2 separate regions of the Homo sapiens genome follow, and region 2 is linked to region 1. A link is an interaction called in ENCODE POLR2A ChIA-PET data of the cell type or tissue named here. Cell type or tissue: B cell. All regions are shown on one strand.

The links. Peaks named below come from ENCODE experiments on the same cell type or tissue, not always from the same donor. Only the 100,000 strongest peaks of a DNase experiment are listed, where the experiment ranks them.
Region 2: POLR2A ChIA-PET joins it to region 1 with 6 read pairs; 9 of 35 experiments call an interaction of 5 or more read pairs at or near these places.

The regions. Positions count from the first base shown.
Region 1 is chr21:33,233,983-33,236,482 of GRCh38, forward strand. The region is part of intron 1 of IFNAR2-IL10RB (IFNAR2-IL10RB readthrough); the gene reads left to right. The region is part of intron 1 of IFNAR2 (interferon alpha and beta receptor subunit 2); the gene reads left to right. Among named protein-coding and RNA genes, the nearest start is that of IFNAR2-IL10RB, 5.3 kb to the left of the region's middle. RefSeq lists an enhancer at 702-751. In B cell, no CTCF peak of the experiment used is centred here; no DNase peak of the experiment used is centred here; H3K27ac peaks cover 817 bases.
Region 2 is chr21:33,473,764-33,476,263 of GRCh38, forward strand. The region is part of intron 1 of TMEM50B (transmembrane protein 50B); the gene reads right to left. Among named protein-coding and RNA genes, the nearest start is that of TMEM50B, 5.0 kb to the right of the region's middle. In B cell, no CTCF peak of the experiment used is centred here; no DNase peak of the experiment used is centred here.

The DNA of each region.
Region 1 (2,500 bases):
AATAGTAAATATGGTATAAAATTAAAAGATGCTATGTGAATATATAATACTGCAACTTTTAATATCTTTCATAAGTTTTATTTAAAACCTTAGAGGGATATCATAGGAAATTATACTTTCTTATGGACAAAAAAATTTAAATTTTAACAACTCCTTTGACTTTATTTTAGTCTTTTCCCAAGTAACATTAAACAGAAACACTGTGTGTGTGTGTGTGTGTGTGTGTGTGTGTGTGTGTGTGTTTATGCATAGAAAGATCTGTGGGATTATGTTCGCCTAATATTAATGATAGTAATAGTTTTTACAGAAGAAAAAAGAAAGATGTTTGAAAAATAAGCTAGAATCAAATATGCCAAGATGTTAACAATTGTTGATGCTGGATGGTAGGAATAAGGATGAGTGTTACTTTCTTATTTGTACTTTTTCATATTTTTCTAATTTCCAGAAAAAGATATGTAATTGTTTTTGTCTAACATTTCTGAATCCACTTCATTCATTATTCATTGCCTCCTTGACAATGTGCATCAGTCTATGTCAAACAGAAGGAAAGACACAGCCATACTTTACCAGGAGACTATGAGGCAGCGAGTTCCTGGAGGGTTGTTTGTCTGTCTAGGAGGAGTTGGAATTCAAAGAATCACTTCACTCAATCCATCCATTTTATCTGGGCCTTGAAAATTGGCAGGGTTTGTCTGGTCTCAGGGTGAATAGCAGGTAGAGCTCTTCTTTCAGAATGGAGAAGGCCACAGTGTCACAGGGTGAACCTGTGACAAAATTGGGGTTCAGCCTGGGAAGCCACATGAGTTGTTGGCTTCGCACAGGATGGAATTAAAGAGCAAGCTGACAGAATTAAGTGAAAGCAAGTTTATTAAGAAAGTCAAGGAATGAAAGGGTGGCTACTCCATAGGCAGAGCAGCAGCATGGGCTGCTCCACTAAGTATACTTATGGTTATTTCTTGATCATATGCTAAACAAGTGGTGGATTATTCATAAGTTGTCTGCAAAAGGGGTGGGAGTTCTGGAACTGAGGGTTCCTCACTTTTTTCGATGATATAGGGTAACTTCTGCATGTTGCCATGGCATTTGTAAACTGTGGTGGCACTGGTGGGAGTTTCCTTTAGCATGCTAATATATTGTAATTAGCATATGATAAGCAGTGAGGACAGTTTTGTCACCATCTTGGTTTTGGCAGGCTTTGGCCAGCTTCTTTACTGCGTCCTGTCTTATCAGCAGGGTCTTTGTGACCTCCTGTTTTATCACATAACTAAGAATGCCTAACCCCCTGGGAATGCAGCCCAGCAGGTCTCAGCCTCATTTTACCCAGCTGCTACTCAAGATGGAGTCACTCTGGTTCCAACACCTCTGACAAGAGCAGGGGGTGACCTGTCACCTGGGGCTCAGCAGGACAATAACTCTAGGAAAAACTGGAAAGGCTGATAGCCTTGAATTTAACCTAAGGAGCTTGGTGCATTGTCAGGCAACAGTGAGCTACAGACTGAGCTCACTACATAATTCACAGGGCCCACCCAGAGCCAAATAAAAATGCCTGAGAAAGTACCACTAAAGGTACTAAAATATAAAGCCTTTTCTTCCACAGTCTCTCTCTCTCAACACGTAATGTTTTTTTGTTTGCTATTTAATATCATTCTAAGTAAAAAAATAGGCCGGGCATGGTGGCTAACGCCTGTAATCCCAGCACTTTGGGAGGCCAAGTCAGGTGGATCATGAGGTCAGGAGATCGAGACCATCCTGGCTAACACTGTGAAACCCCGTCTCTACTAAAAATACAAAAAATTAGCTGGGTGTGGTGGCGGGCGCCTGTAGTCCCAGCTACTCTGGAGGCTCAGGCAGGAGAATGGAGTGAACTCGGAAGGCGGAGCTTGCAGTGAGCCAAAGTTTGCGCCACTGCACTCCAGCCTGGGGGACAGAGTGAGACTCTGTCTCAAAAAATAAAATAAAATAAAAAATAAAAATAAAAACTTGAATTATTAGCATGAATATTGCAGTTCTTTATATTATGCAAAACCAGATTTAAATAAGAGCATTTAATTCATATATGGAATTGCCAAGTTATACCATTAGTACTTTACAGCACATCTTGGGAGGTTCCCTTGAACTAGCCAGAAGAAGCAAACTGAAGCCAGACAGAGGAAGATTGCAAAGAGGAAGAGAGGGTCTCCACCAGGCACAGAGCCACCCAAGGGAGCCCTCCCTCAGGCTCAGGGATACCGAGGGAGCCAGAGCAGATTCACACAGGTCCCTGGGGCCCCTCTGCCCTGGTGACTCTAGGATGCATGTACTTGCACCTGACTTCTAGGCATCCCCCTCCTGCTAGCTTCCCCTCGATCCAGCCTGGGGCAGGCTCTGTGGAAGTCAAGCCTTGCATCTCCCTTTCCCAAGCACCTACCATCCTAACCCACAGTGTAGTGGCCACGTCCAAGGGTCTTTACGTCTCTGCCTCAGATATGCTAGGTACCTGGGTCAAGAGTGACCCAGAGAC
Region 2 (2,500 bases), 240 kb after region 1:
ATTGCCACGGAGTGGAAGCAACCAAACATACATCAACGAATGGATAAATAAAACATAGCACATCCATACAACGAAATACAAATTCAGCAACAAAAAGGAAAGAGGTTCCTACTGATAGATGCTACATGAACGAACCTCAACAACTGACTAAGTAAAAGACAGAAGACCATATATTGTGTGATTCCATTTACAAGAAACATCCAGAATAGGCAAATCTATAGACATAAAGCGGATTAGTGGCTGTCTAGGGATGGGGAGAAGAAAGATACAAAGTGACTGCAAAAGGCTACAAGATTCTAAAACTAGATTGTGGCAATGACTGCACAGCTCCGTAAATACTAAAAATCATTCGACTGTACACTTAAAACAGGTGAATGTTACAGTATATATACTGTATCTCAACAAAGCTGTGTTTTTTGGGGGGCAGGGGAGGGGGTTGTTGTTGTTTTTTTTAAGAGAGACAGGGTTTCACCCAGTTGTCCAAGCTGGTCTTAAACTCCTGAACTCAAGCGATCTGCCTGCCTCAGCCTCCCAAAATGCTGAGATTACAGGTGTGCACCACCATTCCCAGCCAGTTTTCTTTTTTTTAATAAGAGTAAAATAATGGTACTTCCAGGTAAACAAAAATTGAGATAATTCATCACCAAACCTGCGCTAAGAAAGAAATGCTAAAGGGAATTCTTCAAGCTGAAAGGAATGATACCCGATGAAACTGAGACCTACAAGAAAAACTGAAGAGGCCAGGTGCAATGGCTAACACTTGTAATCCCAGCACTTTGGGAGGCCAAGGTGGGTGGATTACCTGAGGTCAGGAGTTCGACACCAGCCTGGTGAAACCCTGTCTCTACTAAAAATACAAAACCAAGCTGGGCGTGGTGGTGGATGCCTGTAATCCCACCTATTCAGGAGGCTGAGGCAGGAGAATCGCTTGGACCCGGGAGGCAGAGGTTGCAGTGAGCCAAGATCGTGCCATTGCACTCCAGCCTGGGCAACAGGAGTGAAACTCCGTCACCAAAAAAAAAAAAAATAAAAATAAAAATAAATAAATAAATAAAATAAAATAAAATAAAAATAAATAAAATAAAAAAGCAAGAGAAAGATAAACACAAACAAATCAGGACAGAGGCTACCTCTGGAAGAAAAAAATGCAAACATTTTGTTCCCCCACCGCCACCACCCCCAAGACAGAGTCTCTCTCTGTCACCCAGGATGGAGTGCAGTGGCGTGATCTGAGCTCACTGCAACCTCCACCTCCCAGGTTCAAGCAATTCTCCTGCCTCAGCCTCCCAAGTAGCGGAGATTACAGGTGCCCACCACCACGACCGGCTAATTTTTATATTTTTGGTAGAGACAGGGTTTCACATGTTGGCCAGGCTGGTCTCCAACGCCCAGTCTTCAGTGATCTGCCTGTCTCAGCCTCCCAAGATGCTGGCATTACAGGTGTTGAGCCACTGCGGCTGGCCAAACATTTTGTTTCTTAATCTGGTAGTGGATACAAAATGATCATTGCAATAGTATTCTTTAAATTATACATGTTTTATATGCTTTTTTGTACCTGAGATAAAATTTGCAATGAAAGAAATTATTACTATTTTTTTTTGGGAGATGGAGTCTCGCTCTGTCGCCCAGGCTGGAGTGCAGTGGCACGATCTTGGCTCACTGTAACTCCCGCCTCCTGGATTCAAGCAGTTATCTGCCCCCACCTCCCAAGTAGCTGGGATTACAGGGGCCCATCACCAGGCCCGGCTACTTTTTTGTATTTTTAGTAGAGACAGGGTTTCACCATCTTGGCCAGGCTGGTCTTGAACTCCTGACCTCGTGATCCACCCGCCTTGGCCTCCCAAAGTGCTGGGAATACAGGCGTGAGCCACCGCGCCCAGGAAGAAATTACTTTTAAAAAAGAACAAGCAGCTGGGTGCGGTGGCTTACTCCTGTAATCCCAGCACTTTGGGAGGCCAAGGTGGGCAGATCATGAGGTCAGGAGAACAAGACAATCCTGGCTAACACGTTGAAACCCCATCTCTAATAAAAATACAAAAAATCAGCTGGGCGTGGTGGCACGCACCTGTAGTCCCAGCTACTCGGGAGGCTGAGGCAGGAGAATCACTTAAACCCAGGAGGTGGAGGTTGCAGTGAGCCAAGATCTCACCACTGCACTCCGGCCTGGGCAGCAGAGCCCCCTCTAATCTGAAGGACCTCTCTTATCACTTCTGCCAACCCAATTAAATGAGGCAATATAACCTTAAGGTCAACACCACTTCGTGGTAAGAAGAGTAATAAATCCTCTATTATTTAATACAGTCTTCAAAATTTTCTGTTCCAGCCTCTAAATATAAAAGAATATATAGAGCCAGGCACAGTGGCTCATGCCTGTAAACCCAAGACTTTGGGAGGCCTAGGTGGGTGGATCCCCTGAGATCGGGAGTTCAAGACCAGCCTGACAAAAGCCCGTCTCTACTAAGAATACAAAATTAGCCGAGGTGGTGGCGCATGTCTGTAA